2 separate regions of the Homo sapiens genome follow, and region 1 is linked to region 2. The links are chromatin contacts, found by Hi-C or POLR2A ChIA-PET in ENCODE. All regions are on one chromosome and are shown on one strand. Each heading gives the region's core, a stretch centred on a gene start or an enhancer-like site at or near the end of the contact. The rest is flanking DNA. Distances are from core to core; before and after follow the strand shown.

Evidence for each region. A loop is a pair of places that touch in the nucleus more often than their neighbours do. ChIA-PET counts read pairs that join two places held with the same protein, here RNA polymerase II (POLR2A). Pooled maps may share reads with other maps.
Region 1: a map of CD8-positive, alpha-beta T cell shows a loop between it and region 2 (18-fold over the local background). The contact joins the promoter of RAD9B here to the promoter of ANAPC7 in region 2. A Hi-C loop is called at or near these places in 2 of 168 maps with a recorded cell type or tissue (CD8-positive, alpha-beta T cell and naive thymus-derived CD4-positive, alpha-beta T cell), 4 of 37 single-sample maps with no recorded cell type and 18 of 50 pooled maps. POLR2A ChIA-PET finds 5 or more read pairs at or near these places in 5 of 52 experiments (CD4-positive, alpha-beta T cell, activated CD4-positive, alpha-beta T cell, activated T-cell and 1 more).

The regions. Positions count from the first base shown.
Region 1 is chr12:110,497,882-110,504,178 of GRCh38, reverse strand. It overlaps RAD9B (RAD9 checkpoint clamp component B), which reads right to left and starts at 1,848. Exons shown (of 11, transcript NM_001286535.2): 1 at 1,796-1,848; 2 at 303-373. The coding sequence starts at 1,841. It overlaps VPS29 (VPS29 retromer complex component), which reads left to right and starts at 2,068. Exons shown (of 4, transcript NM_016226.5): 1 at 2,068-2,130. The coding sequence starts at 2,128. It overlaps LOC124903015 (a long non-coding RNA gene), which reads right to left. Exons shown (of 2, transcript XR_007063458.1): 2 at 4,354-5,438. RefSeq lists an enhancer at 2,100-2,239 and a silencer at 4,761-5,055.
Region 2 is chr12:110,399,498-110,406,153 of GRCh38, reverse strand. It overlaps ANAPC7 (anaphase promoting complex subunit 7), which reads left to right and starts at 2,446. Exons shown (of 11, transcript NM_016238.3): 1 at 2,446-2,627. The coding sequence starts at 2,527.

The DNA of each region.
Region 1 (6,297 bases), core at 599-3,098, 99 kb before region 2:
TAAATGTTGGAAATTATTTCAAATTAAAAAAAAAAAAAAACAGTGCAGGCCAACAAACATTCCTGCAGACCGTAGCTAGTCTCTTAACTACCAGTTTGTGACTTCCAGTTTAAATCAATCAAGCTTATCTGCATATTTTCAACTTTACCATGCTCTAAGTGTATTCAGATATGTAAAATAAAGATAAACAGTGAAAGGGATAATTACAATTTCTGGATTTCCTAGTTAACATTCAATCTGGACTGGGATCTTTAAACATCTCCTCTTGCCTTGATACGTGATCTGTTAACTTTCTTACTTACACCTTTTTTAGATGGGTCTAGCCAGAACTCGTCACTAATTCGTGATAGAGCTTGAACTGCTTTCCCAAATACTATGGAGAAAAAGAAAGGTGATGCTTATATTCTTTCCCTCTAACAATAAAAACAAATCACAAGACTAGTTCAGCATTCAGAGGACTCAAGAGAAATTCAAAAATAACAGTATCTTACAGACTAATGCTACATTACTTTAATACAGTATAATACCCTTGGCAAAATGCCAGACACATAGTCAGGGCTCAATAAATTTGTAGTGTGTGAAATGATAAAATTGACCGAAATTTGTCCTTCTATATGTTTACAGTGTTGCATGGAGCTACTGTGCAAACCAATTTCCATACTAATGTATTTTACAACTTGATTTAGATAAATGTATTTGACCCCCCAAAAACTGTGAAAACAGTGCATGGAGAAGATAATCTGAAGTGGTTTTAATAGCTTGATAGCCAAGTCACAACAAGTCATGAGAGAGAAATTAGGGGTATCCAACATACATCTCTGATGTTTGAGGGCAGCCAGATTTCCCCACCACAGAACACATTTAGGGCTGGAAAACACACTAGTCTGATCCCGTACGACATTGTTAATGTTCTTTTTATTTTTTATTTTTTTTGAGACAGAGTCTCACTCTGACACTCAGGCTGGAGTGCAGTGGCACGAGCTCAACTCACTGCAGCCTCAACCTCCCGGGCTCAATCGATCCTCTCGCCTCAGCCTTCCAAGTAGCTTGGGATTACAGGCGCCCACCACTAAGCCCGGCTAATTTTTGTATGTTTAGTAGAGACGGGGTTTCATCATGTTGGTCAGGGTGGTCTCGAACTCCCGACCTAAGGTGATCCACCCGCCTTGGCCTCCCAAAGTGCTAGGATTACAGGCGTGAGCCACTGCACCCGGCCTAACTTCCATTTTGAAAGCGCCGTTTACAACACTAATAGTTCTTGTACATTCCATCTATTACTGGGCTCTTTACACGCATTTCCATTTCATTGCCTCCAAACAAACTCTGTGACGAAGGTGCTGTCATTACCCCTGTTTCCGTTTTAGAAACTGAGCCCCAAAGAGATTTAGTGACTTTTCCAAGTTCATACATTTTTAAAAATGGTAGAATCTGGGGAAAAAAAAAACCAGGTTAATGCTGTTCTCTTGGCACAAAAATACTTTTACTGTCCAAGCATTATTTTTTTCTCTCAACTCTTCCCCATGCAGTCCTCAGCATCCCGAGTTTGTGGCCCGATGGTACAACTCTATTTCCCGGATACCACCCATATTACATCTGCCTCTAAGTCACACGAGATGGGTCCTCATCCTCCCCTCAGAAGTTAACAGGGACTTGAGTGGGTGGGGCTGTGGCCAGGGCGTGCGTCCTCAGTCATTGCGCAAAAAGGCAAAGAGGAAAAATTAGACAATGGTAGGGACGACCTATTAACGTCTGCTTTTCTCTCTGCTAAATGGGAAGACAACAAAGGCCGCTCCACCTTTCACCTGACTGCCGCTCATCACGCACTTCAGCATGGCTGCCATCCGCCCTAAAAAGCAGGCTCGGAAGGCGCGCCTCAGCTCGACGGCCCAGGTGCCCGGATGTTGCCCGCGCTTTTCAAAGCTTCGCGATCTCGTCTCTGCACTCTACCACCCCGCCTCCACAAGTTCCCAAACGGCTTTACGGCGGAGAAGGGTCCGTGCGGGCCTCCGTACGGCAATTTCTGTCTCCCTCTGCTCTCATTGGTTGCGGTTAAGTGGGCGGGTCGCCGAGGAGCCTGAGGAAGAGGGCGGCGACGGTGGTGGTGACTGAGCGGAGCCCGGTGACAGGATGGTGAGGGCTGCAGTTGCGGCGACCAAGGCCTGGCTCTCGGGTGGGGTGCTGCGTTGTTGGGAGCCGTGGGGAGGCCGAGGGCGAGGAATTGGGAAATCCCGGAGGCCTCGGCGTCAGGGCCCAGGCGCTGGCCTGGGAAAGGCCCAGAAGAGGTCTAGGGAAGGAAGGGAGCGGCCACCTCTGGGTGCGGCTGGCCTAGGTCTCGTATCCCGGCCCCAAGGGGCCAGAGGCCATCCAAGGGGTAAAAAGGCCCCTCTAGCAGCCCGACCTGTCACGAGACACGCACGCCCGAGCCAGGGAAGGCCTTTGGTCCTATACCTCGAATGTTCCGGGGATAGGGGCACGGTCCTCCGTTTCCAGACGGTTCCTACTCGTTTCCCGCAAAAAGCACCTCCCGCTGGTTGGGGTGTAGTGGTGGAAGCTGGCCTCTCGAATGCAGAACAGGAAGTAGCGAGCAGAATTTCGTACCCGTTTAACTTTGCCATCTAGGGAAAGGGAATAAACCACCCTCCTCGCTCCTGAAATAACATCTAGCTGCCATTGAGATGAGCAGGTGTGCTCTCAGAGGGCGGGATTTGGCGCTTGCAATTGCTGGAACTGTTTCTTTCCACGGGTTGCTACGCCTCTTTAGGGTAGGATTCCTTAATGATGTGTGAACTCATTGAAACTGTTGGGAAATTTTTGTGAATATACACATTTTTCTGGGGAGAGTGCCGGTGTTGGAGACTTACCTAGTCTCCCCCAGCCACCTTCAAGCAATCACCCCTTCACCCCCAGTAGTTTGGTGCCCCTCAGACCTTCCTACATAAAAACTGGGGGCCTCTACTAGAGAGGACTCAGAGCTGTAATCATATTTTCTTTCTTTCTTTTTGAGATGGAGTCTCGCTCTGTCGCCCAGGCTGGAGTGCAATGCCGCGATCTCGGCTCACTGCAATGCCGCCCGGGTTCAAGCCTCAGCTCCTGCCTCAGCCTCCCGAGTAGCTGGGATTACAGGCGCCCGCCACCAAGCCCGTCTAAATTTTTGTATTTTTAGTAGAGACGGGGTTTCACCATGTTGGTCAGGCTGGTCTCTACCTCCCGACCTCAGATGATCCACCCGCCTCGGCCTCCCAAAGTGCTGGGGTTACAGGCGTGAGCCACCGCGCCCGGCCTGTAATCATATTTTCAAAGGTGCCTTTGACTCTTAAAAAGTCAATTGTTTGGGGCAACCCACTCGGGTCCCCTTCCACCCTGTGTAAGCTTTGTTCTTTCGCTCTTCACAATAAATCTTGCTGCTGCTCAAAAAAAAAAAAAAAATCAATTGTTTGAAATGGAGCTGTGATTATCTTCATATTTGTGTTGATGGAGGTTGGCTGTAAAGGGACGTCTACCTCTGACAGGCATTTATTGCATTCTTTTTTATTTTTACAAGGAAACCAAAGAAGCTATGCATTTTTAAGATTATTACTATTGCATGACAAACAGCCTTTTCAAGAGGGGGACTTACAGACATGGCAGCCAGAGATTTATGGTGCATGCTTCTTTAAAATCTTTAATCTCACTTTTAATTTTTGCTTCTAAACAGACTCCAATTTAAAGTAATCCGTTTACAGTAATTTCGAGACACCTATCCATGGGAGAAGACATAATTACTTGCCATGGTTTCAAAATATTAATGTTTCTCAAGTTGTTTGAGAAGTGATCCCTCTTATTTAGGGTAGTTGTACTGGAACATCATTTTTCATATGAAATAGAACTGGGAAAAATTTAGCATTAGCCAGTTCTTTCATGATTAAAAGCATTTTATTTGGCAAAGGATACAGACGTTCAACACTCAGTACAGTGTCCAGAGTCTGTGGGCAGCAAATTCAAGTGTGGGAAAGGTCCAGTTTTACCTGAATAAATGTGTTTGTTTTTATTATTTTGTCTTCACCTTTAGTTGATTTGTTCAACACTTGATAATGTATTCATGGTGCTGTGTTGCATCAGCTACAAAAAATCACCTAGCCGCAGCATAATTTTCCAGCTACTAGAATTTTGAATGTAAGATAATTAACATCCATATACTTGAATAATTAAACCCTAAGAATCCAGAAAATGTTAGCCTTTCAGCTATTACTGATGATAAATTTTCCACAGTGTCTTGTAGAAATCCAAATTCATTATTTTATAAAATCTTATAAAAATCTAAACAGAATGGAAAACAGAGATGGAAGTCGATGTACAGAACAAGATTAGGAAAAGTAGGAGAAACTGACAAGACAAATTTATTAAAAAGTGTGTGTGTCATGTTCAAAAATAAAGCAAATATTTATTTTGGTATTGTTTTGAGCACAGCTGATTTTTAACATTTTCTTTCATAACACTCAGAAATCATTAACAATTGTTTGCTCATTTGGTATGGGTTTTTTGTTCTCTTTTTTTTTTTTGGTTTCTTTTTGTTGCTTTCTTTTAACATTGGTCATGTTTCACCCTTTTTTTTTCATCCCCCCTGTCTGCAATCAACTTCTTCATTCCACTAAGGCTGGGCACAGAGTAAGTTTCTTCACTTAGCTCCTACTAACAGTGGTGGTTGGGTGGCTGTTTACTGACTGGATTTCTTACCCTTTTAAGGTCTGTTGAAAGGAAGTAACCGAATTCCCATGCTTTGATTGGGTTGGCTCTTTATTTTAATTTAATAAGACTGCCATTTCCAGGATCTTTTGCTTTCTTAAAGGACTCTATCATCTATGTCTATCCCGATTTGTCAAAGTGTGGAATTTGGGCGGGAACATGTTTCAAAGTATGACACGTGTTATGTAACACTATTTCCCCATAACTTTGTCATCAGCAGGAAACCAGAGGATTCTGTCCTAGTAAGGATCCCTACTAATTTGAAATGATTGTGTGGTCATTCATACAGTTATATCTTTAGACTGCTAATAGTCTTGAGTCTTGGAGATAATCCACAGTACTTTATAGAATTAGGTCATCAATCATTATAAAGTACCATGTCTTACTAATGTTCTTTCTGGTACATTCAGATTGAACAGCTCATTCATTATTAGTACCAAACATTTCAACCTGTTGTAGACATATACCCTTTTATGAGTTTGGGGTGGTGGTTGTTGTTGTTGTTCTTCTTCTTCTTTTAAATATAGAAATCTATTATTTTTACCTTTTTCTCAAAGCAAGATTCCCATACTAACTATGTACTTCAATCCATATCAGAAGGAATCCCCCTCTAAAATGAAGATTGTTCTATATCCAGGTACTTTTATGTTGATTACCAGTGAGGGTGGAAACTTCATAGTGGTTTTTAGTTTTACAGATGTTTTGTCCACTGAGATCTGCATTGAAACAATTAATATAGGTCATACAACAAATACCTGCTGAAACTAGTCTTTATAAAGAAGAATCTTACTTAACAATTTTAAAGTGTGCTAATTTCATAACCTTGTGTTACTTTGAGATTACAAACTATGTCCCGATAACTCTGTGTCCTGGTAACGGTTCCTTTTCTTTGCAATAATTTTAATTTTTGTTGCAAGATAAATCAAGCTTCTTTTGGTAATCATTTTAATTTCATACATTTTGTTTGTTTGATTAATTTTCATTTACAAAGTCTGCAGTGGCAAAACTATTTTGTTTTATCCTATTAGCTATTTAATGGTTTCTTTGATAATATTAAAGAATAGTCATGCCTTTAAAAGCAGTTAAAGGGCATGTACATTTATGCATGCAATATCTGTAAAGGAAAACATTTTGTATAGAATGAAGGTGCTTATACTGATCAACATGAAGAAACTGATTCTGTTGGGCTGGGCGCAGTGGCTCACGCCTATAATCCTAGCAGTTTGGGAGGCCAGGGCAGGTGGGTCACCTGAGGTCAGATGTTGGAGACCAGCCTGGCCAACACGGTGAAACCCTGTCTCTACTAAAAATACAAAAATTAGCTGGGTGTAGTGGAGAGCGCTTGTAATCCCAGCTACTCGGGAGGCTGAGGCAGGAGAACTGCATGAACCTGGGAGGCAGAGGTTGCAGTGAGCCAAGATTGCACCATTGCACTCCAGCCTGGGCGACGAGAGCAAAATTCCATCTCAAAAAAAAAAAAAAAAAATCGATTCTGTTGTCCTTTGGAGGATAGATACTATTTTTTTGTTTGTTTGTTTTGAGACAGAGTCTCACTCTGCTGCCCAGGCTGGAGTG
Region 2 (6,656 bases), core at 1,197-3,696:
GTCTGAGAAGGCCACCGCAATCATTTCTTCCCTTCTGTCAGACATAATTCCTCGGTTTGGCCTTCCCATCTCTATACAGTCCGATAACGGACCGGCCTTTACTAGTCAAATCACCGAAGCAGTTTCTCAGGCTCTTGGTATTCAGTGAAAACTTCATACCCATTATTGTCCTCAATCTTCAGGAAAGGTAGAATGGACTAATGGTCTTTTAAAAACACACCTCACCAAGCTCAGCCTCCAACTTAAAAAGGACTCTGTCAAGGATAGAGCCCCAAAACTCACCAACCAAGCAGGTAATTATGCTGAACCCCCTTGAGCACTCTCTAATTGGATGTCCTGGGTCCTCCCAATTCTTAGTTATTTAATACCTGTTTTTCTCCTTCTCTTAATTCAGACCTTGTGTCTTTCATTTAGTTTCTCAATTCATACAAAACTGCATCCAGGCCATCACCAATCATTCTATACGACAAATGCTCCTTTTAACAACCCCACAATATTGTCCCTTACCACAAAATCTTCTTTCAGCTTAATCTCTCCCACTCTAGGTTCCCACACACCACCCCCAATCCCACTTGAAGCAGCCCTGAAAAACATCGCCCATTATCTCTCCATACCACCCCCAAAAATTTTCGCTGCCGCAACACTTTACGACTATTTCGTTTTATTCTTCTTGTTAACGTAAGAAGACAGGAATGTCAGGCCTCTGAACCCAAGCCTGCATGTGTACATCCAGATGGCCTGAAGTAACTGAAGAATCACAAAAGAAGTGAAAAGGGCCGGTTCCTGCCTTAACTGACCCCTGACCTAGCAACTGATGTTATCTACAGATTATAGAAAGACATTGTGAAACTTCCCGGTCTGTTTCACTCTGACCACCGGTGCATGTCATGTACCCCCTGCTTACTCAATCGATCACGACTCTCTCACGCGGACCCCCTTAGAATTGTGAGCCCTTAAAAGGGACAGGAATTGCTCACTCGGGGAGCTCGGCTCTTGAGACAGGAGCCTTGCTGATGCTCCCAGCCGAATATACTCCTTCCTTCTTTAACTTGGTGTCTGAGGAGTTTTGCCTATGGCTCGTGCTGCTACCATCCTGCCTGCACCCAGGTGAAACAAACAGCCTTGTTGCTCACACAAAGCCTGTTTGGTGGTCTCTTCACACGGACGCACATGACAGTGGTGGCAGGCGCCTGTAATCCCAGCTACTCGGGAAGCTGAGGCAGGGAGAATTCCTTGAACCCGGGTGACAGAGGTTGCAGTGAGCTGAGATTTTGCACTCCAGCCTGGGCGACAAGAGCAAAACTCCGTCTCGAAAAAAAGAAAAAAGAAAAGTTCACAGTGATGATGCCCACCAAAATCAAATAGAAGGTCTCACACATCCAGGAAACTAGAGTAGGGGATGAGATGGGAAAAGGATCTACAGGAGCTTCAACTGTGACAAAATGTTAAGAGCTGAAAAAGTTGCTGATGAAGATACACTGTGATTTTTTCAGAGCATTTTTTTTGCATCTACTACTGTAAAAATCAAATGAAAACAAAATCTAGACCAAAACGACTGTCTCCTTTAAGAAAGGAGCGATAGGCTAGATCTGAGAGGATGACTGTGGAGAATATTCGGACTCTGACTCAACGACCTAAACTGCCTCATTGGCTCAGTTACCTCCCTGGTCCCTGTATACATTTGAGTTTGCGATCCAACATAATTAACCAGTCGATCTGATTCCAAGTCAACCATTTAACAACCTGAGCACAAAATTTAAGCAGGCAGTTTCTTCCCTTGTGGGAAGGGAATGACAACTTCAACTTTATGGATTGTTGTGAGCGTCCCAATAACTTGTGTAAAACTTTCCTAAAACGTTAAGTGTGCCAGACACATACTGGTTTATATGGGTATCAGCTAATTCCTGGATCCAGCCTTTATTTCCACGGATCTAGGGAATAATTTTACATGGGGAAATATACCCCTCGAACCAAGGAGTTCCCCCAGGGCCGAAGCCTGACTTGGCAGGAACACAAAACACCTGAGGAGGGGCGCGGCGGCCCTAGCCTGGTGCGCATGCGCCACTGTAAAGGCCGTTAGGTCTGTCCCTGGCGCCCGATTAGAATATTTAATTCCAGTTGGAGCGTTTTTCCTCACCTTACTGTATTTTATTTCGGTAAATACCCACACATTTTAATTTCTGAGAGGCACAAATTCCTCTCAGACTCATTCAAATTGACCGAGTAGTCTTATAAGGTGCCTTTTGTCTCATTGTAAATCCTCAGTAAAGTTTGCAGTTTAGGATGATAACGTGATTTTTGCGTAAAAATAACAACTCATTTCACCTGAAAAGGACCACGACAGGAGCAGGGACTCGAGTTTCTTTTTATTCGGGCACTTCAGTAGTTACCTCTTGCTTGGGGGTGGTGCCGCGTGTGGACCCGATGGACCCCGGCGACGCCGCCATTTTGGAGTCTTCCCTAAGGATCCTCTACCGGCTTTTCGAGTCAGTGCTGCCGCCGCTGCCCGCGGCTTTGCAGAGCAGGATGAATGTGATAGACCACGTGCGGGACATGGCGGCCGCGGGGCTGCACTCCAACGTGCGGCTCCTCAGCAGCTTGTTACTTACAATGAGTAATAACAACCCGTGAGTTGAGGCGGGTAGCTGCCTGGGGCTGAGGAGAAAGCGGCGGCGGTCTGGGAGCGGGGGCTCAGGGCACGTGGGAACAGGCGGGAAGGAGCGGCCGCCGGCGCCAGCGGAGGCTCCGGGGTCTGCGAGGGCGTCCTGGAGCGGAGCAGACTTCGGAGCGCAAGTTGGGTTCACTGGGTGCCGGCGTCAAGTCCCGCGGGGATGTGGCGAGCGGCGGCTTGGAGACATAGAAGGCAGAGGCTCTGAGGACGACCCAGGCGAGGGTTTCCTGAGGCACCTGTCGCGGGGCAGCGCGACTGTCACATCGCTAGGCTGAATCCTTCCCTCTCGGCTCCTTCCAGAAGAACGTTTTTTTCTCTCGCTGCAGCTCAGGGACCCAGCCTCCTGGTTTTTATGCGCTAGCCCCCGCATCTGAGATTGGTCCCCCCGTTAAGTGTATCAGGAGGGTCCACTTTCTGGCCTTGGGAAACCCCTGAAAACGGGGCCGGGCGCGGTGGCTCACGCCTCTAATACGAGCCCTTTGGGAGGCCGAGGCGGGAGGATCGCTTGAGCCCAGGAGTTCAAGACCAACCTGGGCAACATAGGGAGACCCTGCCTCTACGAAAAGTAAAAATTAAACAATTAGCCGGGCGTGATGGTGCGTGCCTGCGGTCCCAGCTACTCGGGAGGCTGAGGCAGGAGGATCGCTTGAACCCAGGAGGTCGAGGCTGCAGTGAGCCGTGATCGCATCATTGTCCTTTACCGTGGGCGACAGAACGACTGCCTGTCTCAAAAAAAGGAAACGGGAGACTCCATTAATGGGTGGGCGTGGCGCCTTTCATGTTTCCTTGAAGCACTGAGCTGATTCCATCCTTGAGTGCATGTCCCTCTCCTGCTTAATATCCTTTATTGGCCGGGCGTAGTGGCTCATGCCTGTAATCCCAGCACTTTGGGAGGCCGAGGCGGGCGGATCACGAGGTCAGGAGATCGAGATCATCCTGGCTAACACAGTGTAACCCCGTCTCTGCTTAAAAAATACCAAAAAAATTTAGCCAGGCGTGGTGGCGGGCGCCTGTAGTCCCAGCTACTCGGGAGGCTGAGGCAGAAGAATAACGTGAACCCGGGAGGCGGAGCTTGCAGTGAGCCGAAGTAGCACCACTGCACTCCAGCCTGGACGACAGAGCGAGACTCCGTCTCAAAAAAAAAAAAAAATCCTTTATTGCACTTATGAAAATTCTTTCCCATGGCCTCTGAAGGCAAATATCTGCCCTCCACTCTCTGCGACTTCATCTCATTACTCTGTTCACTGCTCTCTAGCCTCCCTGGCTATTCTGTTATTTGTTTTTATTTGTTTATTTATTTTTATTTTTTTGAGACAGCCTCGCTCTGTCGCCCATGCTGGAGTTGAGTGGCGCAGTCTTGGCTCACTGCAGCCTCCGCTTCCTGGGTTCAAGCGATCCTCCTGCCTCAGCCAACCAAGTAGCTGGGATTACAGGCGAGCGCCACACGCCCAGCTAATTTTTGTTATTTTAGTAGAAACAGAGTTTCACTATATTGACCAGTCTGGTCTTTTTTTTTTTTTTTTTTTTTTTTTGAGACGGAGTCTCGCTCTGCACGATCTTGGCTCACTGCAAGCTTCGCCTTCTGGGTTCACGCCATTATCCTGCCTCAGCCTCCCGAGTAGCTGGGACTACAGGCGCCCGCCACCGCACCCAGCTAATTTTTTTGTATTTTTAGTAGAGACAGGGTTTCACGATGGTCTCGATCTCCTGACCTCGTGATCCGCCCGCCTCGGCCTCCCAAAGTGCTGGGATTACAGGTGTGAGCCACCGCGCCCAGCCGACCAGTCTGGTCTTCAACTCCTGACCTCTGGTGATCCCGCCGCCTCGGCCTCCCAAAGTTTAAGGATTACAGGCGTGAACCATCGCTTCTGGCCTCTTTGTGTTATTTGAATGCACCAAGCGTGTTCTCTACTCTGGGCCCTTGTACTTGCTGTTCCTCCTGCGACGGTCCTCATCTCAGCGTTGCCTCCTCCTTCAGGTTTTAGCCTGGATATCTCTCCTAAAGAGCCTTCTCTGACTCCCAGGACTCTCGGGTACTCCCACTTTTCTACCCTTCGCATCACCCACCAATTGAAAGCGCAGTGGCTGTGCGCAATAAGCACTCACATGCTTATTGAGTGTGTTGAGGAAGTGAGTACAACCTCAGGGAGGTGAAATACCCTTGTCCAAGTTCACACATCCAATAAATGGAGGAGTACGATGCCTGGACCTGGTCTTCTCTGACTGGAGAGTCTCCATTCTGAGCCACCAGTCTGCTACCTCCAAATGGCGTTATAATGGAAACTTTTACTCTGTAGATGTATTAGTGTTTGGCCTGCTGTAGAAGCTGGTCTAGGTCAGAAGGGAAAAGTCCTTTAAGTGCTTACAATGCAGCTGCTGCTGCCCATTGGATTTTCATTAGTGCACTTTGGTGTTTTGTTTTGTTTTGCTTTTCAGACGGAGTCTTGCTTTGTTGCCCAGGCTGGAGTGCAGTGGTGCGATCTCGGCTGACTACAGCCTCCACCTCCCAGGCTCAATCGATCCTCCCACCTCAGCCTCCTGAGTAGCAGGGATTACAGATTCGCACCACCACGCCCAGCTAATTTTTTTTTTTTTTTTAATAGAGATGGGGTTTCATCATGTTGGCCAGGCTTGTCTGGAACTCCTGACCTCAAGTGATCCCCATGACTTAGGCCTCCCAAAGTGCTTGGATTGCAGGCGTGAGCCACCGAGCCCAGCCTCATTAATGTGCTTTGGACCTTACTAGTGAGACCCACATTTTGCCACCATCCACTTCATGTTGACAGGAGCCCTGGTCTCTGTCAGCCTTATGTGTTTATGCTGGAGCCTTTCACTTGGTTCTGAGTGATTTGCCAAAGCATACAGTTTCCACGTTTGGAGATTTAGGCCCTAGTTACTCTTAGTTCTTAAAGATGTTACAGGATAGTTTGAAACAGTTTAATTCTCTGGCTAGACGAAGTTTAGCCCATGCTTTTTCATATTGGGTTAGATTGGCAGTTTCCTAGCTTCAGGACATGTTTAAGTTCTGACCTTCATGATTTATACTTTAAAATTTCTTGTGGAATAGGAATAGACACTGTTAAATTCAAACAGTGGAGAAGGGGCATGCAGATCAGTATCTTTACCTGAGTCTTGAACCTCACCCCAACATTTCCTTTCTCCAGAGGCAATAACTATTTTTTCGTGTGTCATTACAGAGATAACTTAATGCATGTGTAAGTAGACATGTATCTTATATGCATATCTGAATGCTTTCTGTGGATGTAATAATACTTTTGTATCTAAGCATCAAATGGTTATTTCTCACTACATACATAGAATCACAGAGTTTGAAGAGAACTTAAGTCATCTAGACTATACTCTTTTTGTTGTTTTTTTTCTGTTTTTCTGGGGAGACTGAGTCTCACTCTGTCGCCAGGGCTGGAGTGCAGTGGCGTGATCTCGGCTCACTGCAACCTCCGCCTGCTGGGTTCAAGCAGTTCTCCCTCAGCCTTCCAAGTAGCTGGGATTACAGGCGCCCACCACCATGCCTGGCTAATTTTCGTATTTTTAGTAGAGACGAGGTTTCAACATGTTGGCCAGGCTGGTCGAACTCCTGACCTCAGGTGATCCTCCCTCCTTGGCCTCCCAAAGTGCTGTGATTACAGGCGTGAGCCACCGCGCCTGGCCCCTTTTTTTTTTTTTTTTTGTCTGAGACAGAGTCTCTCTCTCGTCACCCAGGCTGGAGTGCAGTGGTGGGATCTTGGCTCACTGCAACCTCCACCTCCCAGGTTCAAGCGATTCTCCTGCCTCAGCCTCTAAGTAGCTAGGATTATAGGCATAAGCCACCGCACATGGCCACAATAATGCAATTCTGTGGGTTTTAGTGTATTTACAAAATTGTATGATCATCACCATGATCTAACTCCAGAAGGTTTTCATTATCCCAACAAAAAGAAACCGTGTCTATTAGTAATCACTCTCCAATTGTCCCTTCCTCCCGCAA